2 separate regions of the Homo sapiens genome follow, and region 2 is linked to region 1. A link is an interaction called in ENCODE POLR2A ChIA-PET data of the cell type or tissue named here. Cell type or tissue: B cell. All regions are shown on one strand. Links, peaks and the distances in the headings refer to the core of each region. The heading gives the core; the rest is flanking DNA.

Evidence for each region. ChIA-PET counts read pairs that join two places held together with the same protein. Peaks named below come from ENCODE experiments on the same cell type or tissue, not always from the same donor. Only the 100,000 strongest peaks of a DNase experiment are listed, where the experiment ranks them.
Region 2: POLR2A ChIA-PET joins it to region 1 with 6 read pairs; 2 of 35 experiments call an interaction of 5 or more read pairs at or near these places.

What each region holds. Positions count from the first base shown.
Region 1 is chr19:18,100,885-18,116,844 of GRCh38, forward strand. MAST3 (microtubule associated serine/threonine kinase 3) reads left to right here. Exons shown (of 28, transcript NM_001393504.1): 2 at 6,703-6,734; 3 at 9,768-9,857. Among named protein-coding and RNA genes, the nearest start is that of MAST3, 11 kb to the left of the region's middle. RefSeq lists silencers at 3,505-3,614, 8,993-9,302 and enhancers at 9,231-9,800, 9,333-9,382, 9,643-9,822. In B cell, for the core only: no CTCF peak of the experiment used is centred there; DNase peaks (open chromatin) are centred at 3,617, 6,937, 7,367, 9,277 and 1 weaker place; H3K4me3 peaks cover 2,691 bases; H3K27ac peaks cover 5,233 bases.
Region 2 is chr19:18,690,684-18,706,643 of GRCh38, forward strand. The region is part of intron 1 of CRTC1 (CREB regulated transcription coactivator 1); the gene reads left to right. Among named protein-coding and RNA genes, the nearest start is that of CRTC1, 15 kb to the left of the region's middle. RefSeq lists enhancers at 5,076-5,974, 9,384-10,230, 10,574-10,623. In B cell, for the core only: no CTCF peak of the experiment used is centred there; DNase peaks (open chromatin) are centred at 7,092, 8,968, 9,978, 10,448 and 1 weaker place; H3K4me3 peaks cover 2,319 bases; H3K27ac peaks cover 4,756 bases.

The DNA.
Region 1 (15,960 bases), core at 3,100-11,099:
ACCGGCCAATCCAGACGCATAGCCCAGGGCGTCCTCTCCGGTGGTGACAATGTGAGGCGTGCTGTTGGCTGTGTGCAGGAAAGGTCTGAAAAAGGATCCGGCCTGGCCCGCGGGCGGCCAGTTTGCGACAGCCCTGGGTCCAGGGAGGAGGTGGAGACCTTCCCAATTTGGGTTAAACTCAGCCTCACGCATAACGTGTGCAGGCACCGGGTAACGTGAGCTGTTATTACTACTACTACTATTATCTTATTACATTTATCATCTCCTACTTGGACCTTTGCTTTACACATGACCGAATTTCAAAACACCAGGTCCCACAAACAGAGCATCCCCCGGCAGAGAAGGGCTAGAGCCTGTATCTGGACTTTTGTCTCTGCCGCTACTGGGGTGGCTCCTCTAGGTTCAGCCCTCCAAGGTGATCCTGCTTTCTCATGGACAGCTTCCACTTATTTTCCTCCTCCTCCTCCTCCTCCTCCTTCTCCTTCTCCTCCTCCTCCTCCTCCTCCTGGAAGCCCTGGGGCTGGTGCCATGTGGTCCATGCTGACTTCTCTCCCATTTAATTCCAGGGGCATCGAACTTCCAACCGGGCTTGGTGCCCAGCAGGCTGAGTCTCACCTCCCTTTGCACGTGCTGTTTGCTGGGCATGGACTGGTGTTTTCCATGTGCCTGCAGGCTTTGTTTGACACCCCCTACTCCAGGAAGCCCCTTAGCTCTCCTCTCTGTGTGCCTCCAACCCCTCTTCTCCCTTTGAGTCTCTCTTTTTTTAGACAGGATCTTGCCCTGTCGCCCAGGCTGGAGTGCGGTGGCCCAGGCTGGAGTGCAGTGGCGCCATCTTGGCTCACTGCAGGCTCCGTCACCTGGATACAAGCGATTCTCACAGCCTCAGCCTCCTGAGTAGCTGGATTACAGGCGAGCGCCACCACACCCGACTAATATAATTTTTATATTTTTTAGTAGAGATGGTGTTTCACCATGTTGGCCAGAATGGCCTCAAACTCTTTTTTTTTTTTTTTTTTTTTTTGAGACGGAGTCTTGCTCTGTCGCCCAGGCTGGAGTGCAGTGGCGTGATCTCCGCTCATTCCACCTCCCAGGTTCATGCCATTCTCCTGCCTCAGCCTCCCGAGTAGCTGGGACTACAGGCTCCTGCCACCACACCCGGCTAATTTTTTGTATTTTTAGCAGAGACGGGCTTTCACCGTGTTAGCCAGGATGGTCTCCATCTGCTGACTTCGTGATCCTCCCACCTCGGCCTCTCAAAGTGCTGAGATTACAGGTGTTAGCCACTGCGCCTGGCCTTTTTTTTTTGAAACGGAGTTTCACTCTTTCGCTCTTCTTGCCCAGGCTGGAGTGCAATGGCACGATCTCGGCTCACCGCAACCTCTGCCCCCGAGTTCAAGCGATTCTCCTGCCTCAGCCTCCCAGGTAGCTGGGATTACAGGCATGCGCCACCACATCCTGCTAATTTTGTATTTTTAGTAGAGACGGGGTTTCTCCATGTTGGTCAGGCTGGTCTCGAACTCCTGACCTCAGGTGATCTGCCTGCCTCAGCCTCCCAAAGTCCTGGGATTACAGGCATGAGCCACTGCGCCCGGCCACCTTTTTTTTTTTTTTTTTTGAGACGGAGTCTCATTCTGTCACCCAGGCTGGAGTACAATGGTGTGGTCTTGGCTCACTGCAACCTCCGCCTCCGGGGTTCAAGGGATTCTCCTGCCTCGGCCTACCGAGTAGCTGGGACTACAGGCGCCTGCCACCACATCCAGCTAATTTTTGTATTTTAAGTAGAGACGGGGTTTCACTATGTTGGCCAGGCTGATCTTGAACTCCTGACCTTGTGATCCGCCCACCTTGGCCTCCCAGCGTGCTGGGATTACAGGCGTGAGCCACCGCACCTGGCTCAAACTCTTGATCTTAAGTGATCCTCCCGCCTCAGCCTCCCAAAGTGCTGGGATTACAGGCATGAGCCACAGCACCCAGCTGCTTCGGGTCTCTCTTAATCCCTCCAGTATGGGGGTGCTCCTGCTGTGCTATGTCTTCTCCAAAATGGGATTTCCTCAAGGTGGGGCTAAAGCTTGTTGGGGAGGCAGCATCCCCCAGCCTGGGCAAGCGCAGACGGGTATACCATAAATATTACCTTTAAAGGGCAGTTTCAGGGGGTCGGGGCCTCCCCAACCTCCACTCCTCTGGGTGGGAACCACTCCCAGGGGAACAGCAGGCACAGAGGGAGCTGTGGGTGGAAAGCAGATGGTGCGGGGACCGAAGGGTCCGGGAGTGGTGCCAGGAGAGTTCTGTGTGGTCCAGCTTCCCCGGGAGCCTTTGCAGGGAGCTGCCGATTTTGCCTCACCTCTCTCTGCCACTTTAAAAAAACATCTTCAGGCCAGGCACAGTGGCTCATGCCTGTAATCCAGCGTTTTGGGAGGCCGAGATGGGAGGACTGCTTGAGGTCAGGAGGTCAAGACCAGCCAGACCAACATGGTGAAATCCTATCTCTACTAAAAATACAAAATCAGCCAAGCGTGGTGGTGGGCGCCTGTAATCCCAGCTTACTTGGGAGGCTGAGGCAGAAGAATCGCTTGAACCCAGGAGGTGGAGGTTGCAGTGAGACAAGATCGCACCATTGCCCTCCAGCCTGGGCGACAGAGCAAGTCTCCATCTGAAAACAAACAAACAAACAAAATATTCACATCTTTTTGTCTTTTGGAAGCAACTTTCAACTGGTGGTTATTATTCACGTCTTGATCATTGTCTTGACTCCCATCCATCCAAGTCTCCCCCAGCACCAGGCTCTGAGCTTGCTACTCATTGATTCCTCCAGGGACCCTATGTCACTGGGCCATTTTCCAAATGAGAAAACTGAGGCACAGAGGGGTTAAGTCACTTGTCGGGTCACACAGTGCAGGAGTGGGGGAGCCAGACTGGGAACCTAGGACTGTCAGAGTTTTGGAAGGAAATGCCTGGATGGGGTGCAAGTGGGACCCCCCACCAGGGTTCAAATCCCTCCCTGTTTCACGTGGGGTAGTGGAGGAAGTGGTATAAGATCCCACAACTGGCTGGGTGCAGTGGCTCATGCCTGTAATCCCAGCACTTTGGGAGGCCAAGGCAGGTGGATCACTTGAGACCAGGAGTTCAAGACCAGCCTGGGCAACATGGTGAAACCTCATCTCTATAAAAAATACAAAAATTAGCCGGGTGTGGTGGCACATGCCCACAATCCCAGCTACTCTGGAGGCGGAGGTTGCAGTGAGCCAAGATTGCACCACTGCATTCCAGTCTGGGCGACATAGCCAGACGCTGTCTCAAAAAAAAAAAAAAAAAAAAAAAAAAAAAAAAAAAAAAAATTCCCACAACTATTGGAAGGGGAAGAAGGAGACCCTAATGGCCACGGTGATGGTGGTGATGGTTCCATCACCATGACTGCTTGAACTAAACGCCGTGAGTTGTCTGTCCTCAGACATATTCAAGCAGTCAGAGAGACCTTCGAGGGGTAGATTATTCTCCTCCCATCGTGACAGCTTGGTTTTCTGAGCGCAGAGCAGCTGAAGTCAGGCCTGGGGTAACGCCACACCCCCGCGACCCTTCCCCGCCTCTCCCGGGAGACCTTGCCCTCCCAGCTGGGTCATCCGGCAGCCCAGCAGCTTCCGGCCCCCTCCAATTGGCTGTAGGGGCCGATGGCGTCACTGGTTGCTATGGCGAACACCCAGATCACGACGTGGGCAGCCTGGAGCCCACCAAAGTAAAAATAGTCGTGTGTCCCCAACGTGGCCGCCCTGATGTGTGTGGAGGGAGGGTGTCCTGAGACCCAGTTTCCTGCCTCTCACTCCACTAAGAGACGTGGGCAGCCGGCTTTCCTCTGCACCTAAGTTTCCCTGCCAGTAAAACAGCCCCTGCCCGCGGTTCGTAGGAGGTGGCTCAGTAAATGCAAGGACATTTACCAGGTATTATGACAGCTTCCATGGTCCCTTGCTGAGCTCAACAATAGTACAACAGCACACAACAGCAGCAATAGTAATGGCTGATCATGATTAACCCAGAACCCTCCTCACGTCATCTCCAGTTACAGATGGGGAAACTGAGGCACGGGGCATACAAATAATTTGCATGGCCAGGAAGAAACAGAGAATTGAACTGGACCCAGGTCTGGGTGTCCCCAGATTCTAAACTTGTGCCACATGGCATTTTGAGAATTTAATAAACCCTCGTGATTGACCGGGTGCGATGGCTTACACTGTAATCCCAGCCCTTTGGGAGGCTAAGGTGGATGGATCACTTGAGGTCAGGAGTTCGAGACCAGCCTGGGCAACATAGTGAAACCTCGTCTCTGCTAAATATACAAAAATTAGCCAGGCATGCTGGCACACACCTGTAACCCCAGTTACTTGGGAGGCTGAGTCAGGAGAATCGCTTGAACCCGAGAGGCAGAGGTTTCAGTGAGCCAAGACTGCACCACTGCACTCCAGCCTGGCGATACAGTGAGACTCCATCTAAACAAACAAACAAACAAACAAAAAACTGGTTTTTTGGCCAGGCATGGTGGCTTATGCCTGTAATCCCAGCATTTTGTAATCCCGGCATTTTGGGAGGCCAAAGTGGGTGGATCATCTGAGGTCAGGAGTTCAAGACTAGCCTGGGTAACATGGCAAAACCCTGTCTCTTCTAAAAAAAAAAAAAAAAGTCCCAGCTACTCTGGAGGTTGAGGCAGGAGAATCGCTTGAACCTGGGAGACAGAGGTTGCAGCGAGCCGAGATTGTGTCATTGCACTCCAGCCTGGGCAACAAGAGCAAAAGTCTGTCTCAAAAAAACAAAAACAACAACAAAAAAAAACCCTCTTGGGCAGCCCATGTCTGAGGATGGACTGTGAGGTCACAGTGGAACACAAGCTCACGGCTTTCTATCCTTCATGCGGTGAGGGCACCCAGAGTTGGTGCAGGTCAGTTTGCTGAGCTCTAAAAGGGTCTTCAAAAGGGAGTCACCCGTCAGCCGTCCTCCCCACGCCCCCACTGGTACCCAGGGCCCAAACCTGCATAGGCTTTGCAGCGAGTGAGGAGAGAATGGCGTTCAGACCTAGACCCAGGAGGAGAGGGACATCTGAGATGGGACAGGGAGAGGACAACTCAGGAATCTCTGTTTTCTCAACAGATTATTAGTTTTTAGCCACTACTGACATACTTCTTCATAAATACAACTAATTGGTAATTTTAAATAAAATTATTATTAATTTTTTTTAGACTTAGAGTCTTGCTCTGTCACCCAGACTAGAGTGCAATGGTATTATCATAGTTCACTGCAACCTCCAACTCCTGGGGTCAAGCAATCCTCCCACCTCAGTCTCCTGAGTAGCTGGGATTGCAGGCGTGCAACACCACACCTGGCTAATTTTTTTTTCTTTTTTGAGACGGAATCTCTCATTGTTGCCAGGCTAGAGTGCAATGGCACCATCTCAGCTCACTGCAAGCTCTGCCTCCCAGGTTCAAGCGATCCTCCCGAGTAGCTGGGGCTACAGGTGTGCAATACCACGCCCAGCTAATTTTTGTATTTTTAGTAGAGACAGGGTTTCACCATGTTGGCCAGGATGGTCTTGATCTCTTGACCTTGTGATCTGCCCGCCTTGGCCTCCCAAAGTACTGGGATTACAGGCATGAGCCACCGCACTTGGCCCTTCTTATTTATTTATTTATTTATTTATTTATTTATTTATTTATTTATTTTTGAGATGGAGTTTCGCTCTTGTTTCCCAGGCTGGAGTGCAATGGTGTGACCTCGGCTCACTGCAACCTCCGCCTCCCGGGTTCAAGCGATTCTCCTGCCTTAGTCTCCCAAGTAGCTGGAATTACAGGCACCCACCACCATGCCTGGCTAATTTTGTATTTTTAGTAGAGATGGGGTTTCACCATGTTGGCCAGGCTGGTCTTGAACTCCCGACCTCAGGTGATCTGCCCACCTCAGCCTCCCAAAGCTCTGGGATTACAGGTATGAGCCACTGCGCCTGACCGGCCCGGCCTTTTTTTGGAGACAGGGCTCAAGCAATCCTCCCACCTCAGCCCCCCAAGTAGCTAGGAGTACAGGCTTGAGCCACCATGCCCAGCAATTTTTTTTTTTTTTTTTTTTTTTTTTTTTTGTAGAGACGGGGTTTCACTCTGTTGCCCAGGCTAGTTTCAAACTCCTGAACTCAAGTGATCCATCCGCCTTGGCCTCCCAAAGTGCCAGAATTACAGGTGTGAGCCACCGCACCCGGCCTACTCTGGCTAATTTTTTTAAAAAGTTTTGTAGAGATGTAGTCTTGCTATGTTGCCCAATCTGGCTTAAACTTCTGGGCTCAAACAACCCTCCTGCTTTGGTCTCCCAAAGTACTGAGATCACAGGTGTGAGCCACCGTGCCCAGCCTAAAATATTTTTTAATGCAGGTATGGTAGGAGCCGGGTGGGGAATTAGACTGTGAATCTGGAGGGCCTCCAGGAAGAAAGGATGTTGAGTTCAGATCTGGAGTATGAGCTGCAGTTAATTAGGGCCAGAAGGGAGGGAAGGCTGTTCTGAGAGAGCGCACAGATAGCGCAAAGGCCTTGAGGCAGGGCTGAGCCAGTGTGTAGAGTGAGCGGGAAAGATGCATTGGTTGGGGCATGGGATTGGGGATTGTGGGGGTGCATCAACGGCCAGGGGTTCTGAGGGCTAGTCTCTCTGAGAATGATCCCCATTTCTGTCTCATTGCAGAAGGAGCTGAGCCTGCCACGCCGAGGACGTGGGTGAGTTCACCTGGGACTGGCGGGCTGGGTGGGCCCCAGTGGTCTTGGAAGTGGATATTTCAGCAACAGCCACTGAATTGTGAATGTATTTAATAATTACAGCAACACATCTCATGTTCATTCTTGCCCTCGTGTTTGCAAAGTGCTTCACAAGCACCTGGCCTCTCACCACAAACATGGGAGGCCATGCCAGTTTGCAAATGAGGAAGCTGAGGTGCAAAGGGGTTTCATCACCAGCTAAGGACACTCAGCTGGGAAGGAGAGAAACTTGTCTGGAATCCAGAGTCCAGATGTTGAATTTCAGCTGAAGTGTATTAGAACTGGCTTGAATGCCTCTCATGACGGGGAGCTCACTTCCTTTTGGGGAACACCAGCAGAAAATCATCTCTCAGCTAGGCACGGTGGCTCCCGCCTGTAATCCCAGCACTTTGGAAGGCTGAGGCAGGCAGATCACTTGAGGCCAGAAGTTCAAGATCAGCCTGGCCAACATGGTGAAACCCCGTCTCTACTAAAAATACAAAAAAATTAACCAGGCGTGGTGGTGCTCGCTTGTAATCCCAGGTACTCAGGAGGCTGAGGCAGGAGATTCGCTTGAAGTGAGGTGAAGATTGCAGTGAACCAGGCTCCCACCACCAGACTTCAGTCTGGGCAACAGAGTGAGACTCTGTCTAAAAAAAAAGAAAAGAAAAAAATCATCTCTCTCGGGATCACATCAGTGTTCCTGTAGGTTGGGTTTTTTTTTTTTTGTTTTGCTTTGTTTTCTTTTTGAGACGGGGTCCCTCTCTCTCTGTCACCCACATAGTACAGTGCAGTAGTGTCATCTTGGCTCACTGCAACCACTGCCTCCCAGGTTCAAGAGAGTCTCCCGCCTCAGCCTCCAGAGTAGCTGAGACTACACATGCGAGCCTCCACACCTGACTTGTATGTTTAGTAGAGACAGGGTCTCACTATGTTGCCCAGGCTGGTCTCAAACTCCTGGACTCAAGCGATCTGCCTGCCTCAACCTCCCAAAGTGCTGGGATTACAGGCATGAGCCACCATGCCCAGTCTAGGTTACCATTTTTTATCCCCAAATCTTAGAGAACATTATTGTTCAATGCTTTCATTCATTTACAGATGAAAGAAACCAAAGGCCGGGGTGGGGAGGGGTTTTCCTTGAGCTAGTGGTCTGGAAGTGTGTGACTGTGGACACCCCATCTTTGGGAGCTGCTTTTGCCTGAGTTGGGGGTGGGAATCACTCAATGAACATTTTTTTGAGCACCTGCTGTACACTGGGCCCTGCTGAAGCCAGAGGGGATACAGACAATTCAATCTCAGAGCAATGGTTGAAGTTTTGTACTCAGGAGAGAGCTCAACCAGAGAAAGAGACAGAGGTGCTGGGGGTGGCTTTATCCTGAAGATCTGGGGCCTCTTGGAGGAAGTGACCTTTGAGCTTAGATCTGGAAGAAGAGGAGGAGCTGGCAGCGGGGAAGTCTGGGGAGAATGGCATTCCAAGCAGCAGGAACAGCTTGGGCAAAGTTTCTGGGGTGCCAGTATGCTTGGCGTTAGAAGAACAGCATGAAGACAAGGGTAGCTGAGTGGAGTGAGTGGAGATGAGGTGGCAGGACAGAAGGAGGAGGTCCTGGGAATGGGGTCAGAGTGGCCCCCAATCCCAGGCCATCTGCTTCTGTTCCAGTGGGGATGATACAGTTGGTGGGGAGGTGCTTGAAGGCCCCAGTGGTTGGGGGTTGCTGGGGGACTGGGACATTGCCCCGAGAGCCGGCACTGTTTCCAGCCTTGGCCCAAGCTGTGGGCAGAGTGTTGGACCGTGAATCAATGAGGACTGCCGAGGGCAAAGTCCTGGACCTTGGGGCAGGACAGAGCCAAAGACTCCACAAGGGATGTCCACTCCCTGCCACCTTCCCTGTGCCCCACTGGGTCCACCGGGGCCTCAAGAGGGCCAGAGTGAGACACAGACACCCCCAGACCGTGGGGTTTGCGCTGAGAGGGAGGAAGGACAGAGCTGGCGGCGCCTGGTGCTGGTGGGGGTGCAGGTACAGCTTGGCGGAGGAGGGGCTGGTGGGGTTGGGATCGTATATGGGTGAGGGGGCGACCTTCCTGGCAGAGGAAACAGCTGGAAGCCAGGGACTGGAGGTGTGGTCAGAGCCTCTAGTGTGCGCGGGGATGCGGAGACCCGAGCGGGTTAGGACCTCAGTGCTGAGCAGCTGGCCGGGATGCGGGGTTGGGGAGTTGGGGCGGACTGCGCTCAGATCCCGGCTCCCAGAGAGCCCCAGGGCCGGGGCGAGGGCAGAGGCCGGGCCGGGGCGGGGAGAGGCGGGGTCAGGCCATGGAGCAATCGCGCGGACCGCGGAGCCAGTGACCGCCCTTCCCTTCCGGGGCGCAGCTCGGGGGCTCCCAAGCCGGCGGCCTCGGCGTCCCTGCGGCAGACAGGGCGGCACCCGCGGCTCCCCTTTCCCGCTGCGCGACCCTCGCTGCCGGGCCGGGCCTGCGCGCAGGTGCGGAGCTGCGATCCCCGCCCCGAGGCGGAGCCAGCCCGGCCCCCAGCGGCCCAGCCCCCGCGTCTAGTCTGCCGCACCAGCCAGGCGTCTGTCCCTGCGTCCGTGTGTCCGTCCGTCGGTCCGCTCGCGCCACGATCAGGGCTTCCGGGGGCCAACAAGGGGGCGTCGGTACCCCGCCGCACAGAGGCGGCCTCTGCCTCGGCATGAAGTCCCGCAGGGACAAGCTGCACATCCCGGCGCTGACCCTCGAGTGAGTGTTGGGCAGGGCGGGGGTATGCGGGGTGCAGGGAGGACAGGATGACAACTACCCTCCCCCCACGTCTCTGTTCGTGTCGCCCAGAAACGCACCGCCGCCTCCGGGGAGCCCTCCCGGGCCATCGGTCTGGCCCCGCCCTCACGTCCTGAGCTGAACCCAGAATCCCCGGTCTTGGGCCCCTACTCCCTGAGGGAACCGCAGCCGCCATCCGGAGATCCGGATTCGGCCACACGAAGGGGCGGCCGCCAGGTTCACCGTCCCCGGCCTCTTTCTTTGCAGTCTGTCTCCGAGCAGCCAGAGCCCGTCCCTGCTGGGTCCCAGCAGCCCCTGCAGCCCCTGTAGCCCCTCCTTGGGCCTGCACCCCTGGAGGTAAGTGACAGCGCGTGTGGGCGGGGCGCAGACATCGCCCTGGCACCCCAGAGCCTTGGAAACCCTCCAGACTCATCGGTCTCCTCAAGATACTGCAGGTTGGTGACATCACCTCTCTGGGCCTCAGTTTACCCCTCCACATAATGGCACTGCGATACGTTCTAGGGGCTTAATGGGAAAATTCCATTTTTAGCCAGGCCAGCATCTGACAGGTGGCCAAGGAAAGGGAAGAACTTAAGCTGTTGCCCAAGGACTTCGCCAAGACAGGTGCCGGATTCCCAAGCGGCTCAGGGCACTCCCTGCTGAATTGGCCTGGACTCCTGGGTGGTGACCTCAGGGAGAAAGCTCCTCCCTCTAAAACACACGCACACCCAAGGCTGAGAGGCCACCAACGAGAGCCCTGTGAATTGAGATTAACCAAAGTGGCGCCGGGAGAAAAGAACCAGGGTGACTGAGCGCTCCCTAACCCTTTCCTGATCCCTACTTCCCAGTTAAGAAAACTGAGGCTCAGAGAGGAGATGCCAGTTTTCCTGATTCAGTCCATCCCCCGGGGGCCAAGCATCAGGGACAGCTTTGCTACCAGGTCTGTTGAGGGTTCTACTGGCCAGTTGGTTGACTCTGTGACTGGCCAGGTTTCAGGACAGGAAGGAGTTTTGTGAGCTCCTCTCATGGTTTGGGCAAAAGTTTAGGGAGGGACAGATGTGAGGTCAATGGTGTCTGTTAGAGTTATGTGGCCCATCAACCATTTACACTTTAGTATGAATGAGCTGCTTAACTCTTTCCACAGACTTTTTTTTTTTTTTTTTTTTTTGAGGCAGAGTCTTGTTCTGTCCCCTAGGCTGGAGTGCAGTGGTGCAATCTCAGCTTACTGCAACCTCCACCTCCTGGGTTCAAGCAATTCTCCTGTTGTAGCCTCCCAAGTAGCAGGGACTATAGGCACCTACCACCACATCCAGCTAATTTTTGTATTTTAGTAGAGATGGGGTTTCACCATGTTGGCCAGGCTGGTCGCAAACCCCTCTGCCTCAGCCTCCCCAAGTGCTGGGATTACAGGCATAAGCCACACGCTGGGCCATCCACAGACCTTTAACGGGGAGAAGAGAGAACAATATAGAGCCCACATTTGGGTGCTGGGCAACAGGGAGGTACCTTCCTTCAGACGCCAAGCACTTATGAGGCACCTACTGAGATCCAGGTGCTAAAGGCATTGCTATAAAGAAAACATAGTCCCTCCATCAATGACTTCTCAGTCAGCTTAGGGAATTCAGTGATAAAACTAATGGATAAACAAGATGTATTCAGACAGGGACCTCTTGGGGAGGTGATGTTTGAGCCAAGGCCTGGGCACAGCTAAAGAAAGATTGGCACCAGGCAGTGGGTACTGCATGTGCAAAGGTCCTGTGGCAGGACTGAGGTGGTGGGTTTTTTGTTTTTGTTTTTTGAGACAGTCTCACTTTGTCGCCCAGGTTGGACTGCAGTGGCATGATCTCGGCTCACTGCAACCTCTGCCTCCCAGGTTCAAGTGATTCTCCTGTTTCAGGCTCCGAGTAGCGGAGACTACAGGCGTGCCACCACGCCCGGCTAATTTTTTGTTTGTTTGTTTGTTTGTTTGAGAAGGGATCTTGCTCTGTTGCCCAGGCTGGAGTCCAGTGGTACCATCTTGGCTCACTGCAACCTCCGCCTCCTAGGTTCAGGTGATTCTCCTGCCTCAGCCTCCCAAGTAGCTGGGATTACAGGCACACACCAACACTCCCGGCTAATTTTTGTATTTTCAGTAAAGATGGGGTTTCACCATGTTAGCTAGGCTGGTCTCGAGCTCCCGACCTCAAGTGATTCTCCCGCCTTGGCCTCTCAAAGTGCTGGGATTACAGGCATGAACCACCAAGCCTGGCCTAATGTTTGTATTTTTAGTAGAGGTGGGGTTTCATTATGTTGGCCAGGCTGGTCTTGAACTCCTGACCTCAGGTGATCCACCCGCCTTGGCTTCCCAAAGTGCTAGGATTATAGGCGTGAGCCACTGCACCCCGCCTGAGATTTTTTTTAAGCCTCTGTGTCTGCCTTGGGGGGAGAAAGTTCTGCTGGGGCCAGGAATGGAGGTGGCCAGAGAGAAGGAGGTGGCTAGGACAACATCCAGGAACAAGTCGAGGCATCCACTGAGAATCAGAGACTGCCATCACCCCCATTTAGTGAAGAAAACAGGGGCATAGGACCTCAGAATGTGTTATCAGGAGCATCCTAGGAAGGTTTCGGGCCAGATCTGACTCTGTCTAAATCCTTGGCTTCCACCCCAGGTGAGGACATGATGAAGGGAGGGACCCGTGTGTTGGAGGCCGCTGAGCAGATTTGACCAGTTTTAACTGGGAGGGGAGGGAGGAAGTATCTGGGACTGAGAAAGGCCATAAGGCTGCCTCACTCACCACCGGGGGGCAGCAGAGCCACATTGCCTTGGGCCTGGCGGGGGAATGGGTCCCTGCCTGCCATGTTCCAAGCATCCTAGGAATAAGCTCATAAACGTCCCAACAGAGTCCAGCCTCTGCAACTCCCCTGCCTCCTTTTTTTTTTTGAGACAGTCTCGCTTTGTTGCCCAGGCTGGGGTGCAGTGGTGTGATCTCTGCTTACTGCCACCTCCGCCTCCTGGGTCAAGCGAGTCTCCTGCCTCAGCCTCCTGAGTAGCTGGGATTACAGGCATGCACCACTACACTCAGCTAACATTTGGGTGGTTTTTTTTGTTTGTTTGAGACGGAGTTTTCCTCTTGTTGCACAGGCTGCAGTGAAGTGGCACGATCTTGGCTCACTGCAACCTCCGCCTCCTGGATTCAAATGATTTTCCTGCCTCAGCCTCGTGAGTAGCTGGGATTACAGGCATCTGCCACCACTCCTGGCTAATTTTTTGTATTTTTAGTAGAGATGGGGTTTCACCATGTTGGCCAGGCTGGTCTCAAACTCCTGACTTCAGGTGATCCACCCGCCATGGCCTCCCACAATGCTGGAATTACAAGCGTGAGCCACTGCGCCTGGCCTGATCTTTATATTTTTAGTAGAGACAGGGTTTCACCATGTTGACCAGGCTGGTCTTGAACTCCTGACCTCAGGTGATCCACCCGCCTTGGCCTCCCACGGTACTGGAATTACTGGCATGAGCCATTGTGCCTGGCCTTGCAACTTCCCTGCTTCCATCCTATCCATCTCCCCGTCGCTCACTTGGCTCCAGCCACATGGCTGATCCTCCAGAATGCAGGCTGGTCCAGCCTCAGGGCCTTTGCACTTGCTGTCCCCACTGCCCAGAGCTCTGTTCCCTCCTTTCTTCTTCCGTCACATCCTCATCAAGGCCTCAGCCTCAGATAGGAAGCCTTCCCCAACCACCCCCTCCTTCCAGGCCCCACAAACATGGGGTATAATATGCATTATACCTGTCCATTTCCACATCCAGACCCCAGGGATTTTCTTTTTCTTTTTTTTTTTTTTTAAGACAGTCTTGCTCTGTTACCCAGGCTGGAGTACAGTGGTGCGATATCTCGGCTCACTGCAACCTTTGCCTCCTGGGTTCAAGTGATTCTCCTGCCTCAGCCTCGAGAGTAGCTGGGATTACAGACATGCGCCACCACGCCCTGCTAGTTTTGTATTTTTAGTAGAGACAGGGTTTCACCATGTTGGCCAGGCTGGTCTCGAACTCCTGAGTTCAAGCGATCTGCCCATCTCAGCCTCCCAAAATGTTGGGATTACAGGCATAAGCCACGGCACCCAGCCAACCCCAGAGATTTAATTTCCACATTGTCTTGTGTGATTATCCAGTTATTTTTCTCACCCAGAGGTTTGACAGCCTCTCCGAGACCAGACCTTGTCTGTCCTGGTCATATCGTAGACTCAGGGCAGGCCCAGGGTGTATACAGCAGGTGCTCAGTTAATGCATGTGGCTTAGATGAATGGGCAGTATCTGGGAGGGCTGTCCTTGTGGTAGTGATAGCATTGGGGGTTGGGGGTGTTGTTGAAGAAGGCCATGAGTTGGGCGCTCATAGGCAAAGTGGCTGTTCCAGGCAGCAACAGCATCGTCAGAGACACTTTCCTTCTGGAGCCTCAAATCCCAAGGGCAGGAAGAATGTGGATTTTCTACCTAGGGCACTAGGAGCCATAGAGTGTGGTGCTGGGAGCGGCACAGATATATGGGCAGGTGGGAAGCGCTGGGGTAGTCCCACTAAAAAGGGACCGTTGAACGGGGGTGTCTGTATATCTACCTGAGACTTTGGCATTTACAGTCACAGCACATGCAGGGAGAGTCAAATGCCAATGTCACAGAGTTTGTCAGGGACAGGGCTAGGATATGACCCCTGGGAGAGGGATTCACCCAGGAATGCAGTTTTGTTTTGCTGTGAGAGCAATAGGGAGCCATGGAGGGTTTGTGAGCAGGGGGAAGGGCATGATCTGGGGAGCAGTGGGCCGACACCAGAGATCAGTGGCTCAGCCAGCCTTTCATGGAAGGCCTTCACCGTGGCAGCAGGCCCTCTGGATTGTCAGCTGCAGCCCTGTTTTGCAGAGGGGGAAACTGAGGACAAATGAGCATGGGAGAAGGTTCTCTCCCTGCTACAGATGTCAGGGCAGTGGGTGTATGTAATAGGGGGTGTGTAGGTGTTACTGGGTGTAGCTGTGGCTGGGGACGAGGGGGCAGCGCCTTTACCGAGTGTGTGCAAAGGTGTGTCCCCGTGCATATGGGGTGGCTCAGCACGTAGTGACAGCAAGTGGAGACTGTGGCCCCATCCCCACTTGGGTCCCCAGACTCAAGAGAATCTGCACCCCGCATGAGGCTTGGGCTGCATACCTGGGGGTCATAGGTGACCACTCCCATACTCATCACCATCTCTGGTGGTCTCAAAACCACCATCTCCCCTGGTCTCAAAACAAGTCCCAAATCCACCCACTTTTCTCCACAGCTTCAATATTCCCCTCCCAGACACCGTCCCAGACCCTTACTGGCCTCCTGCTACCTTCATTCCTGTCCCCCAGCAGTCTGCTCCCCATAGCAGACACAAGGGGGTTTACAAACGTAGTCCACATCATACCCTTTCTCTGCTCAAGCACCCTCCATGGCTCCCCATTGCTCCTACAATACAATTGCACTCCTCCCTGCAGCCCACAAGGCTTATGTGGTCAGCCCCGCTGGCATTTTGCCCTCAGTGCTGCCTCAGAGAGTTGTGCCCTTTGCCTGGGACACGCTTTCTGCATAGCCAGCTCCTTCCTCCTCCATTTCTGGCTGGCTGCAGCATTACCTCCTCTGAGAGGCCTCCTGGCTAAAGTCGCCCCTTGCAGTGTTCTCTCCTTTCTCTTCCCTTCTCAGCCTTGGTATTTGAAATTATCTTTTTTTTTTTTTTTTTTTTTGAGACGGAGTCTCGCTCTATCACCCAGGCTGGAGTGCATTGGTGTGATCTCGGCCCACTGCAACCTCCACCTCCCGGGTACAAGTGATTCTACCACCTCAGCCTCCAGAGCAGCTGGGAATACAGGCATGCACCACCATGCCCAGCTATTTCTTTTGTACTTTTATTTCTTTTATTTTTTATTTTTTTTTATTTTTTTGAGACAGAGTTTCGCTCTTGTTGCCCAGGATGGAGTGCAATGGTGCTATCTCAGCTCACTGCAACCTCCGCCTCCTGGGTTCAAGCGATTCTCCTGCCTCAGCCTCCCAAGTAGTTGGGATTATAGGGACGTGCCACCACGCCCAGCTAATTTTGTATTTTTTTTAGTAGAGACTGGGTTTCACCTTGTTGGCCAGGCTGGTCTCAAACTCCTGACCTCAGGTGATCCGCCCGCTTCGGCCTCCCAAAGTGCTGGGATTACAGGCGTGAGCCACCACGCCCAGCCGAAATTATCTTGCTCATTGAATTGTTTCCTGTTGGCTGGGCAAGGTGGCTCACGCCTGTAATCCCGGCACTTTGGGAGGCCAAGGCGGGAGGATCACCTGAGGTCAGGAGTTTGAGACGAGCCTGGCCAACATGGTGAAACTCCGTCTCTACTAAAAATACAAAAAAATTAGCTGGGCGTGGTGGTGCAACACCTGTAATCCCAGCTTCTCGGGAGGCTGAGACAGGAGAATCGTTTGAACCCAGGAGGC
Region 2 (15,960 bases), core at 5,148-13,147, 590 kb after region 1:
ATCATCCTGGGGGGGTGGCCCTAAATCCGGTGACTGGTATCCTTATGAAGAGTGGGCCATGGCTGGGCGCAGTGGCTCACTCCTATAATCCCAGCACTTTGGGAGGCCGGGGTGGGCAGATCACGAGGTCAGGAGATCGAGACCATCCTGGCTAACATGGTGAAGCCCCGTCTCTACTAAAAATACAAAAAAATTAGCTGGGCGTGGTGGTGAGCGCCTGTAGTCCCAGCTACTCGGGAGGCTGAGGCAGGAGAATGGCGTGAACCTGGGAGGCAGAGCTTGCAGTGAGCCGAGATCACGCCACTACGCTCGAGCATGGATGACAGAGCGAGACTCCGTCTCAAAAAAAAAAAAAAAAAAAAAGAAGAGTGGGCTGGGAGTGGCGATGCATGCCTTTAATCCCAGAGTTTTCAGAGGCCGAGGCAGGAGGATTGTTTGAGCCCAGGAGTTTGAGGTTACAGTGAATTATAATCACTCCAGCCTGGGTGACAGAGTGAGATCCTGTCTCAAAAAAAAAAAAAAGAAAAAGAAAAAGGAAAAGATGGAGGGGGACCAGGCACAGTGGCTCACGCCTGTAATCCCAACATTTTGAGAGGCTGAGATGGGACGATAACTTGAAGCCAGGAGTTTGAGACCAGCCTGGGCCACAAAGAGGGAACTCATCTCTACGAAAAAAAATTGTTTTTTAATTAGCCGGGTGTGGTGGCGTGCACCTGTAGTCCCAGCCACTTGGGAGGGTGAAGTGGGAGGATCACTTGAGCCCAAGAGTTAAGGCTGTGGTGAGCCATGATTGTACCATTGCACTCCAGCTGGGGTAAAAGAGTGAGACCCTTTTCTCCAAAAAAAAAAAAAAAAAAAAAAGACAAGAAAGGACACAGAGACACAGGGGAGAGGACCATGTGACAATGGAGGCAGAGATTGGAGCGATGTGGTCACAAGTCAAGGAATGCCCAGAGCCCCCAGAAGCTGGAAGGGATAGGAAGGGTCTTCCCCTAGAGCCTCTGGAGGAAGCATGGGCCTGCCGGTGCCTCTTTTTTTTGTTTTTTTTGAGATGGAGTCTCACTCTGTCGCCCATGTTGGAGTGCAGTGGCGTGATCTCGGCTCACTGCAACCTCCTTCTCCCGTGTTCAAGCGATCCTCCTGCCTCAGCCTCCCGAGTAACTGGGATTACAGGCTCCTGCCACCACGCCTGGGTAATTTTTGTATTTTCAGTAGAGATGGGGTTCATCCTATTGGCCAGGCCGATCTCGAACTCCTGGCCTCAAATGATCCACCTGCCTCGGCCTCCCAATGTGCTGGGATTACAGGTGTGAGCCACCGCGCTCGGTCTTCCCCACCCCCACTCTTAGGACACAATCCATACCCGAACACTGAGCTCCTACACTCCAACCCCGACCCTGTGGTCCTGATCCTCCACCCCAGGCCCTGCTCTTGCTGTCTCCCTCTGTCTCATCCAGTGTAGAGCAAGGGCCCCTGCTACTAAAAAGGGCTGAATGAAGGGTCCACTCCGGGCCTCGGTGGTAACCCCACACAAAACCTGCGGAGCCAGCTGGAGCTGGCTGGACTTATGCATCTGCAAGCGGCTGCAGCCCTGTCCTGATGTGAAGTCCACAAGGTTACCTGGTGCTACAGGTTCTGTCAGGCCCGGGGTTCCTTGCCACTGGCTAAAGTCACAAATTACCACAAAGTGAGGGGCATGAAAAACAGAAATTAATTCCCTCACCGTCATCAATATGATGAAACCCCGTCTCTACTAAAAATACAAAAATTAGCTGGGCATGGTGGCATGCACCTGTAATCCCAGCTACTCAGGAGGCTGAGACAGGAGAATTGCTTGAACTTGGGAGGTGGAGGTTGCTGTGAGCAGAGATCATGCCATTGCACTCCAGCCTGGGCAACAAGAGTGAAACTCTGTCTCAAAAAAAAAAAAAAAAGAAGTGGTTAGGGTGTGCAGCGACCAGGTCCACGTGCTCTGGGGAATCTGGGAGGGCTTCCTGGACCCTCAGCGTGTGTGAAACCAGGGGCTGCAGGGCTGGGTGAGGAGCAGATGTCCCTGGCTCAGGAACAGGCATGGCACTTGTGGCTCTGCAGTTAGAAATTCATTTTTCTGGGCCGGGCACGGTGGCTCACGCCTGTAATCCCAGCACTTTGGGAGGCCGAGGCAGGCGGATCACAAGGTCAGGAGATAGAGACTATCCTGGCTAACATGGTGAAACCCTGTCTCTACTAAAAATACAAAAAATTAGCTGGGCATGGTGGCACGTGCCTGTAGTCCCAGCTACTCGGGAGGCTGAGACAGGAGAATCGCTTGAACCTGGGAGGTGGAGGTTGCAGTGAGCCAAGATAGTGCCACTGTACTCCAGCCTGGGCGACAGAGCGAGACTCCGTCTCAAAAAAAAAAAAAAAAAAAAGAAATTCATTTTTCGGCCGGGTATGGTAGCTCACACCTGTAATCCTAGTATTTTGGGAGGCCGAGGTGGGCAGATCACGAGGTCAAGAGATCGAGACCACCCTGGGCAACATAGTGAAACTCTGTCTTTACTAAAAATACAAAAATTAGCCAGGTGTGGTGGTGTGCACCTGTAGTCCCAGCTACTTGGGAGGGTGAGGCAAGAGAATTGCTTGAACCAGGGTGCTGGAGGTTGCAGTGAGCCGAGATTGTGCCACTGCACTCCAGCCTGGGTGACAGAGTGAGACACCGTCTAAAAAAAAAAAAATTCATTTTTCATGGCTTGCCAGCACCTACCACCAAATGTGCAATCAAGACAGGTTTTACCAAGGAGCTTAACTCTTTTGTTTTTGTTTTTTTTTTTTTTGAAACAGAGTTTCTCTCTGTCGCCCAGGCTAGAGTGCAGCGGTGTGATCTCAGCTCACTGCAAGCTCCGCCTCCTGGGTTCACGCCCTTCTCCTGCCTCAGCCTCCTGAGTAGCTGGGGCTACAGGCGTCCACCACCATGCCCGGCTACTTTTTTTTGTATTTTTAGTAGAGACAGGGTTTCCCCATGTTCGCCAGGATGGTCTTGATCTGATCTCGTGATCCACCCGCCTTGGCCTCCCAAAGTGCTGGGATTACAGGCGTGAGCCACCATTCCCGGCCCGCTTAACTCTTACTGTTTGCAGGCACACTGATGTACTCTGTTTTGTTCTAATATGAAAATTAGCCTGGGCTGGGTGGGCACAGTGGCTCACACCTGTCATCCCAGAGCTTTGGGAGGCCAAGGCAGGTGGACCACCTGAGGTCAGGAGTTCGAGCCAGCCTGGCCAACATGGTGAAACCCTGTCTCTACTAAAATACAAAAATTAGCTGGGCATGGTGGCGGGCACCTGTAACCCCAGCTATTCTGGTGGCTGAGGAAGGAGAATCGCTTGAACCTGAAAGGTGGAGGTTGCAGTGAGCTGAGATTGCACCACTGCACTCCCCAGCCTGGGTAACAGAGCGAGACTCCGTCTCAGAAAAAAAAAAAAAAAAATAGGCTGGCATGGTGGCTCATGCCTGTGGTCCCAGCTACTTGGGAGGCTGAGGCGAGAGGTTCCCTTGAGCCTAGGAGCTTGAGGCTGCAGTGAACTATGATCACGCCACTTCACTCCAGCCTGGCCGACAGAGAGACTCCATCTCAAAAAAAAAAAAAAAAAAAGAAGAAGAGACGAAGAAAAAAATAAAAAGTACCAGTTGGGACCCACTGAATTGATAACTTACTAATCCAGAGCTCTGTAAGCTACGTCTCTTTATTTTATTAGAACATGGGCACAACCATTTATTCCTTTTTTGTGGCTGCTTTTGTGGGACATCAGCATAGTCCCATGCAACAGAGATCATGCGGTCCACTGTGGCTTTGACCTCCTGGGCTCTAGCGATCCTCCCACCTCAGCCCCCTGAGTAGCTGGGACCACAGGTGTTAGCCACCATGCCCGGCTAATTTTTTTATTTTTTGTAGAGACAGGGTCTTCTCCCTGTGTTGTCCAGGCTGGTCTCAAACTCCTGTGCTCAAGCAATTGTCCCATCTTGGCCTCCCAGAGTGTTGGGATTACAGGTGTGAGTCACTGCGCCAGGCGCATCTGGCCCTTCACAGAAGGGATTGGCTGGCCTCTGGGACTCACACACAGTTTGAAACCCACTGACCTCAAGTGTTAAGGAAGATCAGCTGCAGGGGCTGGGGGTGGTTAGCAAGGAGAGTGAGGTTGGCGGCAGTTCTCCCACTTTCAGCGACCTCTTTTTTTTTTTTTTTGAGAGAGGGAGTCTTGCTCCTATAAGATCTTGGCTCACTGCAACCTCTGCCTCCTGGGTTCAAGTGATTCTCCTGCCTCAGCCTCTCAAGTAGCGGAGACTATAGGCACGCGCCACCATGCCCAGCCAATTTTTGTATTTTTAGTAGAGATGAGGTTTCACCATGTTGGCCAGGCTGCTCTCCAACTCCTGACATCAAGTGATCTGCCCGCCTCGGCCTCCTAAAGTGCTGGGATCACAGGCATGAGCCAATGTGCCCAGCTAATTTTTGTACTTTTGGTGGAGTTGGGGGTTTCGCCATGTTTGCCAGGCCGGTCTCGAACTCCTGGTCTCGAGACCTGCCCGCCTTCGCCTCTCAAAGTGCTGGGATTACAGATGTGAGCCACTGCGCCCGGCCTGGGGATTTCTTTTTTTAAATGGGACTCTGTAAAATGCCATATGGACAGCACAAGTGGGGTCTGCCCTGGGTAGAGACTGGCCTGAACCCAGGGTCAGGGAAACATCAAAATCCACAGGTTATTCCGTGCAGAGTAGGGGGCTCACTTGGGGCCGATTCTGCCCCTGGGGGCATTTGGCAACTTTTGGGGACATTTGTGGTTGTCACGACGGGGAATGGGGTGCTACTGGCATCCAGTGGGCAGAGACTGAGGATACTGGTCAACACTACAGTACACACGGCCGGGTGTGGTGGCTCACGCTTGTAATCCCAGCACTCTGGGAGGCTGAGACAGGCAGATCACGAGGTCAGGAGATCGAGACCATCCTGGCTAACACAGTGAAACCCCGTCTCTACTAAAAATACGGAAAATTGGCTGGGCGTGGTGGTGGGCGCCTGTGGTCCCAGCTACTCGGGAGGGTGAGGCAGGAGAATGGCGTGAACCCGGGAGGCAGAGCTTGCGGTGAGCCGAGATCGCGTCACTGCGCTCCAGCCTGGGCGACAGAGTGAGACTTCATCTCAAAAACAAACAAACAAACAAACAAAAACACTACAGTACACAGGATGGCCCCCACCACAGGGAATTATCCAGCCCTAAGTGTCAGCAGTGTCACAGTCCAGAAGCCCTGGTGTCAGGCCCTGTGTGTGCCGGGAGCATGCAGGTGCAGAGGGGTGGGTGGAGGCTACTGGCTACATGAGATGCAAACCTGGATCCTGTAGTACATGACTGCTCTGGGCAGCTGGTGGCGTCCTCCCGGGTTTACAGAGTGGGAGACAGGCCCGGAGAGCGAATGTCATAGAGCGCTAGAGTGGAGAGGCTGCCATCTGACCCAGGTTGGACTAACCCCGCAGCCTGTGTGTTTTTGCCGTGTCACGGAGTTCTGGGAGTTGGCCGGCTGGTCAGGGTGAGGCAGGGCGGTTCAGGCTGCTGGAAGCCTGTGTGCCGAGGAAGGGGCCCTCAGAGCAGGTACGACAGTGGGTGGAGGGCCTGGAGCCAGGCCCTGCCATGTGGAGCCATGGAAGGTTCTAGTGGGATGGCAATGTGAGTGACAGTGGGGGTCCAGGGAGTGGCAGGAACTGGCCTTGCTAGAATCCATGTATTTGTGCACAGTGGATTGTTGCAGTAACTCATGAGAAAGGGCCTGTTGCCTGCCCCCATGGCACAGATGAGAAATTGAGGCACAGGAGGTCACATGGCTGACGGTGGGAGGAGGAGCTGGGACTTGAACCTGTGTCTGACTCCAAGGCCCATGCGGAGGACCTTGTTGTACGCTGAGCCTCAGTTCATGTTCATCTGTTGAGAAGCATAGAGGTTGTCCCTGGTTTTTCTCAACCTAAACATTCTTTGTGTTTGTCCCAGTGCATGTACTGGGGGAGTGGGGACCTCTCCAAGGTGCCTGCCTGGGAATGGCCCCACCTGTGTGTCCCTGAGCCCCCTCCAGTAGGGAGGAGGGCGAGCAGCTGGAGGTGTGCCACTCACGGAGGAAGACTCGGGGCATTTAGGAGGTGATGGTGACAGGGATTATTGGGAGGGCGGGTGGGGGAGTCCCAGGCTGCAGCGTGGGAACCAGAATCACAGGGGAGGGGTGGGGGGTAGGAGAGTCCTGCTTCACCTTGGAGCTCATGGGATAGAACACACCCCCACTTTATTTCTGGTTGGGGTATGTCTCTGACCTCCAACAGGTCCTGCGTGGCCCCTGGGTGGAGGTGGGTGCCCTGTTCTTCTGGGTGTGGCTGTGGTGCCAGCAGCTGGATGGGGGTCCAGGTGTGTAAATAAGGAAGTGCCGCGTGCCTCGAGGGCCAGGGATGCCCGAGAGCCAATGTTTATTATTTGCCAACTGGAAACGAAGCATGGCCGGGGCCTCCTCCTTGGGGTTCTTGCACGGAGGGATTCAGAAGCACTTGGCACCGGGGGGAGCAGCCTCATCGGTGTCCAGCCAGGGCCACACAGTCAGCCTCAGCCCCCACCTCGCTTCCTTCTGGGCGAGCTTAGACCTGGGAGGCCTCTTTTTTTTTGGAGTGCCGTGGTGCGATCTCAGCTCAGCAACCTCTGCCTCTCGTGTTCAAGCGATTGTCCTGCCTCAGCCTCCTGAATAGCTGGGATTACAAGCGTGCACCGCCATACCTGGCTAATTTTTGCATTTTTGGTAGAGATGGGGTTTCACCATGTTGGCCAGGCTGGTCTCCAACTTCTGACCTCAAGTAATTCTCCCTCCTTGGCCTCCCAAAATGCTGGGATTACAGGCATGAGCCAATGCTCTTGGCCCAACCTGGGAGGCCCTGCTGTCTTTGGTGCATGGTGCAGTAGGGGTCACAGTGGTCTCTGCCTCATTGGATCATGGTGAGACGTGAATGTGAAGGCATCTGGTGTATCTGGAATGGGGCCTGGCATAGATACTCACTGTGTGCTCACTGCTGCCAAGATGCTGGAGGTGTGGCTACTGTGGACACATGGTGTACCCAGTTGGCACTGGGCAGGCATTTGGCAGGCATCCAACAGGTGCTTGATGGGGACACAGCAGGCCTGCAAGAGGCACTTCGTGCCCACACAAGGAAATATTTAGCAGATGTTCAGTAGGTGCCCAGTAGATGCTCAGCAGGCACACAGTGTGTACTCAGCTGGTGTTCAACAGGCTAATGGTATGTACTCAGCTGGTGCTCAGCAGGCTTACAGTGTGTGTTCTGCAGGTGCTCAGCAGGTGCACGGTGTGTTCTGCAGTGTGTACTCAGCAGGTGCTCGGCAGGCACACGGTAGGTGCTCTGCAGGTGCACAGTTTGTGTTCTGCAGGCGCTCAGCTGGCGCAGCATGTACTCAGCAGGCGCTCAGCAGGCACTCAGCAGGCACACAGTGTATACTCAGCAAGTGCTTAGTAGGTGCACAGTGTGTACTCAGCAGGCACTCAGCAGGCACAGTGTGTACTCAGCAAGTGCTTAGTAGGTGCACAGTGTGTACTCAGCAGGCGCTCAGCAGGCACAGTGTGTACTCAGCAAGTGCTTAGCAGGTGCACAGTGTGTACTCAGCAGGTGCTTAGCAGGCACACAGTTTGTACTCAGCAGGCGCTCAGCAGGCACACACAACAGTGTGTACTCAGCAAGTGCTTAGCAGGTGCACAGTGTGTACTCAGCAGGCACTCAGCAGGCACAGTGTGTACTCAGCAGGCGCTCAGCAGGCGCTCAGCAGGCACAGTGTGTACTCAGCAGGCACTCAGCAGGTGCACAGTGTGTACTCAGCAGGCGCACAGTGTATACTCACCGGGCGCTCAGCAGGCGCAGTGTGTGCTCAGCAGGTGCTCAGCAGATGCGCAGTGTGTACTCATCAGGTTCTCAGCACATGCACAGTGTGTACTAAGCAGGTGCTCAGCAAGTGCAGTGTGTACTTAGCAGGCACTTAGCAGGCGCACAGTGTGTATTCCACAGGTGCACAATGTGTATACAGGTGCTCAGCAGGCGTACAGTGTTCAGCAGGCACACGGTGTGTATTCAGCAGGTGCACAGTGTGTATTTGGTTGCTGAGCAAGTGCACACTGTGTACTCAGTAGGCGCAGTGTGTGCTCTGCGGGCACTCAGCAGGTGCACAGTGTGTATTTAGCAGGCGCTCAGCAGGTGCATAATGTGTATTTAGCAGGTACTCAGCAGGCGTACCGTGTGTGCTCTGCAGGCGCTTAGCAGGTGCACAGTGTGTATTTAGCAGGCACTCAGCTGACACACAGTGTGTATTTAGCAGGCGCTCAGCAGGCACAGTGTGAACTCAGCAGGTGCTCAGCAGGCATCAGCAGGCTCTGGAATCTGACCTCCCTGTGGGCAGGCCTGTCTCCAGTTCATTCTGGAATCTCATAGAAGCAGGTGCTCTCTAAGAGGGCCAGTACCATGTCACATGGTCCAATGTCCCCACTTCAGTCCTGGGAGGGGTGTGCGGGGTCTTCTCAATACCTCCATCTGGGAACATGTACCGGCTGTTGAGGGGCCCTGAAGTGAGAAGAGTAGTTTGTGGTCTTCCTGGAGCTCACATTTTTCTAAGCAAATCCTGAGCCTGTATACTTGTACGGAACACAGTGTGTTCCAGGGTCAAATCCTCGGGGTAGGATGGCCCTGGGGCTGCATGATGGTGCCCACCCAGCCCTCTGAGTGCCTGAACAAGAAGCACTGGGGTGGCCCGGTGAGTTCTCCCTGCAGCAGTGAGGGTTTGGATAGGAAAGTCCATTCCTCGAGTCAGTTGGTATTTCCTGAGCATCTCCTGTGAGCTGGCCCCGGAGACACCTTGGAGAGCAGGTCAGCTGGAGACCCTGCCCTAGGGAGTGACAGGAAGCCACACCTGTGCCAGCTGGCCCTGCCCCTGAGGTTGCGGCTCTGAGCCAAAGCGAAGAGCCTGGCCTCGCCTGGCTCTGGGGGTGATGCCTCGTGGGCCAGGGTGAGGGGTTGAGATCTGGTCCTGGGATGGGGAGGGTTTTGAGCAGGGCAGTGATGTGGGATTTATGCTTTGCAAGGATCCCATTGGCTGCCATGTGGGGACAGGCCTGGGAGGAACGAGTAGGGAGCAGCAGGAGGCCTAGGAGGGGCCAGGGCAGGTGTCCCCCGGAGATAGTGGGTGCTGGGGCTCTGTGATGACCTGGGGCTTGGCAAAGGCGGGCTTGTGACAGACTGAGCCTCATCTCGGCAGCTCTCACACCCATGGATCCTGAGCCTGATTCCCCAGGAGGGTTGGCGACGGGAGGGTTATGTTAAGTGGCTGCGTCTTCCATCTCAGGGAGCCCCACACTGGGGAACGTCACCACTATAGCGGCTGAGAGGCTTTGGGTCCTCATTTACTACATAAAATTCCCCCTTCTCTGTACTTGGGTCCTGACGCCTCCGCTGGTCCCAGGAGTTTCACTCCGTGGGGTGGGGTTGAAGGGTGCGGTGAGGCCCAGAGGGGCTGAGTCTGCTTGGAAGGGTGGGCCTTCTCCCACTGCGGGTGCTAATACCCTGTGCCCATATCCTAGCCACCCTGTCCCTTATCCACATACCCCACTCTGGTATTTCAACAGCCCAGAGACCACCACGGTGCTTGGGGGCTCTCGGCAAGGGGGCGAAGCCTCCCTGAGAACTTCTGCAGGCCGCCCTTCTCTTCCCTTTCCTGCCGGGGCTCTTGCTGCAGAGAAGCTCTCTGCCACACTTTTTTTTTTTTAAATAAAAAAAATGAAAATAAAGAAATCATTTATGTTTCAAAACTTTGATTAAAATTGAAAACAGAAACACCACAGCACTTCCCGTTTCCTCTGCATCTGGCACCACTCACCTGGGTGCAGAGGGTGGGTGGGTGCATGCCAGCTGGTCATTCGCCCGGAAATCTCTGGGAGGAAGTATCAGCACAGCCTAGCAGGGCGCCTGGGACTGGCTCTGTGGGCTGGCCGTCCCTCTGGCTGGGGACACGGGGAGGCCGAGCGTGTCCGCAAAGACACGCGAGCTGTCCACCTTTCTGGGCTGCAGGGGTCTGCAGAACCTCGGAACCTCGGAGGGGCTCTCTGTCTGCTTCAGCGTCTCTTTCTCAAGTGACTGAAAGCAGAGGCTCCCTGCTGCGTTACACCATTGAGTCCTTTCGCATCTGTGCGCATCCCGCTTCCATCGCTGCGGGGATCCCTTCGGTCCTCCCAGGCAGGCGAGATTGGTGGCTGTAATTAGGACAGGAGTGGCTCATTATATCATCACAGAATAAATGCACAGACCCTGGGGATGATTTATGGTCCCAACAGCCTATCTTTGCGCCCAGGCGGCCTCGGCCTCTGTTCGGCAAGGAGCCCGCTAATCCCTTCACTGCCGGCTCAGCCGGGGCAGAAGGAGGAGCCTGAAGGTCCACCATGGGGTGGAGGCTGCCTGCTCGCGGGCCCGCCCCCAGAGCCCGGGGCTCATCACGCTGCTCTATGCGCCTCTGTTGGCTCCTGCCAAACAGTCCCTCCCTTCTGTGCCTCAGTTTCCTGGCTGTAAAAAGGGGGTGCTCACAGAGCCCCCTTGAGGAGTCGTCACATGGATTAGATGATGCATCCACGCAAAGTGTCTGGCCCCGTGCCCGGCCCGTGGTGGGTGCACACCTTGAAAGATGCCTGCTTGGCCGAGGCCAGCTGTTGAGCTGCTACTTGGGGCAACAGTGAGAGCAGGATCGCACCTTGTTCACCTCTGTGCCTTGGCCCAGAATATGACAGCTGCCACTGTGTGGCTTATGGGTCATCTGTTTAGTTTCACCTGAGGGAGTATTCATTGCTGTTAACTGTTTCTTATGAGATAGGATTTTTGTTTTTTGTTTTTTGAGACAGAATCTCACTCTGTCACCCAGGCTGGAGTGCAATGGCGCCATCTCAGCTCACTGCAACGTCCACCTCCTGGGTTCAAGCGATTCTCCTACCTCAGCCTCCTGAGTAGCTGGGATTACAGGCGTGTGTCACCAGGCCCAGCTAATGTTTTTTATTTTTTTTGTATTTTTAGTAGAGACGGGGTTTCACCATGTTGGTCGGGCAGGTCTCCAACTCCTGATCTCAAATGATCCGCCCACCTTGGCCTCCCAAAGTGCTGGGATTATAGGCATGAGCCACCGCGCCCACCGTTTTGTTTTTTTTTTTTTTTTTTGAGACGGAGTTTCACTCTTGTTGCCCAGGCTGGAATACAGTGGTGCAATCTCGGCTCACCGCAACCTCCTCCTCCCGGGTTCAAGCAATTCTCCTGTCTCAGCCTCCCGAGTAGCTGGGATTATAGGCGTGTACCACCACACCCGGCTAATTTTGTATTGTTAATAGAGATGGGGTTTCTCCATGTTGGTCAGGCTGGTCTTGAACTCCCGACCTCAGGTGATTTGCCCGCCTCAGCCTCCCAAAGTGCTGGCATTACAGGCGTGAGCCACTGTGCCCAGCATTTTTTTTTTTTTTTGAGACAAGGTCTGGCTCTGTTGCCCAGGCTGGACTGCAGTGGTGTGATCTTGGCTCACTGTAGCCTCAATTTCCTGGGCTCAGGCAGTCCTCCTGCCTCAGCCGCCTGAGTAGCTGAGACCATAGGTGTGTACCACCACAGCTGGCTAATTTTTAGTATATATTTTTTGTAGAGACAGGAGTCTCCCTGTGTTGCCTACGCTGGTCTCAAACTCCTGGGCTCAAGTGATCCTCCTCCTGCCTGGGCCTCCCAAAGTGCTGGCTTGAGCCCCATACCTGGCTTCTTAGGGGATAGTCTTTTTTTTTTTTTTTTTGAGATGGATTTTCGCTCTTGTTGCTCAGGCTGGAGTGCAATGGCACAATCTTGCCTCACCGCAACCTCCACCTCCCGGGTTCAAGCGATTCTCCTGCCCTCAGCCTCCCGAGTAGCTGGGATTTCAGGTATGCGCCACCACACCCGGCTAATTTTGTATTTTTAGTAGAGGCAGGGTTTCTCCATGTTGGTCAGGCTGGTCTCGAATTCCCAACCTCAGGTGATCCACCTGCCTCGGCCCCCCAAAGTGCTGGGATTACACAGGAGATAGTCTCTTAGACTTTGTGAAAAGTTTTGGAGATAGTGCAGGGAATACCCATAACCCCCCACCTGTTTCCCACATTGTGAACATCACACGTGACCTGGTTGCGACGGCCGGGCTGGGACCTCCAGTTGTCACAGTTCTTTTTTTTTTGAGATGGAGTCTCGCTCTCGCTCTGTTGCCTCAATTTCCTGGGCTCAGGCAGTCCTCCTGCCTCAGCCTCCTGAATAGCTGAGACTCGGCTCACTGTAAGCTCCACCTCCTGGGTTCACGCCATTCTCCTGCCTCAGCCTCCCGAGTAGCTGGGACTACAGGCGCCTGCCACCACGCCCGGCTAATTTTTTTGTGTGTATTTTTAGTAGAGATGGGGTTTCACCTTGTTAGCCAGGACGGTCTCGGTCAGGATAGAGACGGGGTTTCACTGTGTTAGCCAGGATGGTCTCAATCTCCTGACCTCGTGATCTGCCCACCTTGGCCTCCCAAAGTGCTGGGATTACAGGCGTGAGCCACCGCTCCTGGCCCAGTTGTCACAATTCTATTAACTAGACTCCAGACTGTGTTTGGATTTCCCCGGATTGCTCCTTTAAGCACCTTCTCTGGACAGGGTTGTGTGTTGCATTTATTTACTTACGTATTTATTTATGCATTTATTTATTTATTTATTTATGATAGAGTCTTGTTCTGTCGCCTAGGCTGGAGTGCAGTGGCACGATCTCAGCTCACTGCAAGCAACCTCCACCTCCCAGGTTCAAGCGATTCTGGTGTCTTAGCCTCCCAAGTAGCTGAGATTATAGGCATGCACCACCATGCCCGGCTAATTTTTGCGTTTTTAGTAGAGATGGTGTTTCGCTGTGTTGACCAGGCTGGTCTTGAACTGCTGACCTCAGATGATTCGCTTGCCTTGGCCTCCCAAAGTGCTAGGATTATAGGTTTGAGCCACCGTGCCTGGCTAATTTTTGCATTTTTAGTAGAGATGGGGTTTCACTATGTTGGCCAGGCTGGTCTCGAACTCCTGACCCCAAGTTATCTGCCTGCCTTGGCCTCCCAAAATGCTGGGATTGCAGGCGAGAGCCACTGCGCCTGGCAACGTGTTGCATTTAGTCAAAGCATCTCCTTTGATTCCTCCAATCTGTGATGGTTCCTCAATGTCTCCTCATCATCCGTGACCTTCACTCTCTTGAGGAGAGCTGGTCAGGTGTTTTGTGGAATGTCCTTATTGTGGTCTTGTGGAGGTTTTCTGGCAATTGGACTGAGGTTGTGGGATTTTGGTGGGGATCCCACAGAAGTGAAGTGCTCGTTTTCTTTTTATATTTTTTCTTTTTTTATATTTAAAATAGGGATCTGCCTGTGTTGCCCAGGTTGGAGTGCAGTGCTCACTGCAGCCAGGAATTCCTGGGCTCAAGCAATCTTTCCACCTCAGCCTTTCAAGTAGCTGGGACTACACCATCATGCCTGGCTTTGTTTTAAAATTCTTTTGTAGAGACGGGGGTCTTGCCATGTTGCCCAGGCTCAAGTGATCCACCCTCCTTGGTCTCCCAAAGTGCTAGGATTACAGGCGTGAGTCACCATGCCCAGCCTTTTTCTTTTTTTTAAAGTTAGTAAAATACACATAACATGTGGCCAGATGCGGTAGCTCTTGTCTGTAAGCCCAGCACTTTGGGAGACTGAAGCAGGTGGATCACCTGAGGTGAGGAGTTCGAGACCAGTCTAGTCAACATGTTGAAACCCCGTCTCTATTAAAAATACAAAAATTAGCTGGGTGTGGTGGCAGGCGCCTGTAATCCCAGCTACTCGGGATGCTGAGGCAGGAGAATCGCTTGAACCCTGGAGGCAGAGGTTGCAGTGAGCCATGATCGCACCACTGCACTGCAGCCTGGGCAACAGAACAAGACCCTGTCTCAAAAACAAACCAAAAACAAAACAAATACACATAACGTGTAAGTTACTGTCTTAACCTTAAGTGTGCAGTTCAGTGGCATTTAGTAAGTATCCTCACATTGTTTTGCAATCATCACCACCATCTGTGTTCAGAGCTTTTGCATCTTCCCGCACAGAAACTCTGTCCCCATTAAACACTCACCCACCCACCCCCTACCCCCCAATCCCCAACCCCCACCCTCCTACTACCCTCCATTCCCTCCCAGCCCCTGGCAACCACCATCCTATTTTCCACCTCTATGAGTTTGACGACTCCAGGGACCTCATGTAAGGAGAATCATCCAGGATTTATCATTTTGTGTCTGGCTTATTTCACTGAGCATAATGTCCTCAAGGTTCGTCCACGTTGTAACGTGTCAGAACGTCCTTCCCCTCTAAGGCTGTTATTCCACTGTATGGATGGGACACATTTTGTTTATCCGTTCATCTGTTGATGGACATTTGGCTGGTTTCACCATTTGGCTATTGTGCGTAGTGCTGCTGTGAACATTGGTGTACATCTCTTTGAGTCCCTACTCATAATTTTTTTGGGTATATTCCCAGACATGGGATTGCTGGATCATGTGTAATTGTATGTTTAATTTTTTTTGAGACAGAGTTTTGCTCTACCACCCATGCTGGAGTGCAGTGGCGTGATCTCGGCTCACCACATCCTCTGCCTCCTGGGTTCAAGCGGTTCTGCCTCAGCCTCCCGAGTAGCTGGAATTACAGGCGCATGCCACCACACCTGGCTAATCTTTGTGTTTTTAATGGAGATGGGGGTTTCACCATGTTCGCCAGGCTGGTCTCGAACTCCTGACCTCAGATGATCCACCTGCCTTGGCCTCCCAAAGTGCTGGGATTACAGGCGTGAACCACCACGCCCAGCCAGCATGTTTAATTTTTTGAGGAACTGCCACACTGTTCTCTGTAGTGGCTATACCATTTTATGTTCCTACCAACAGTGTATAAGGATTTCAGTTTCTCCATATCCTCAATAACACTTGTTATTTTCTGATTTTTTGATAATAGCCATCCTAATGTCTACTAATATTTACTAATCCTAATATTTTTTTTTTGCAAAAAATGATATTTTGATAGGGATTGTGGTTTTGGTTTGCATTTCCCTAATGATTAGTGATGTTGAGCATCTTTTCATGTGCTTCTTGGCCATTTGTCTGTCTTTGGAGAAATGTTTATTCAAGTCCTGTGCCCTTTTCCTTTTCCTCTCTCTCTCTCTTTTTTTTTTTTTTTAATGCTTTTTAGTATATTCATACTTTATCTATTTTAAATTGGGTTGTTTTTCTTTTTGCACTTGGAGATCCTGTTTTCCCAGAGCTATTTGTTGAAAAGACCATCCTTTTCCCATTGAGTAGTTTGGCACCCTTGTTGAAAATCACTTGACCATATATGTGACAGTTTATTTCTGGGCTTTCTATTCTATTCCATTGGTCTTTTTTTTTTTTTTTTTTTTTTTTTTTTTTTTTTTTTTTTTAGACAGAGTCTTGCTCTGTCTCTCAGGCTGGAGTGCAGTGGTGCAATCTTGGCTCACTGCAACCTCCTCCTCCCGGGTTCAAAGCGATTCTCCTGCCTTAGCCTCTTGAGTAGCTGGGATTACAGGTGCCCATCACCACACTCAGCTAATTTTTGTATTTTTAGTAGAGATGGGGTTTCACCATGTTGGCCAGGCTAGTCTTGAACTCTTGACCTCAGATGATCCCCCCCGCCTTGGCCTCCCGAAGTGTTGGGATTATAGGCGTGAGCCACCACATCTGGCCCCATTGGTCTTTATGTTTCTCTTTATGCCAGTATCACACTCTTTTGATTACTGTAGCTTTGTAGTTAAGTTTTGAGATCAAGAAGTGTGAGTCTTCCAATTTTGTTATTCTTTTTCAATATTGTCTTGGCTATTTGA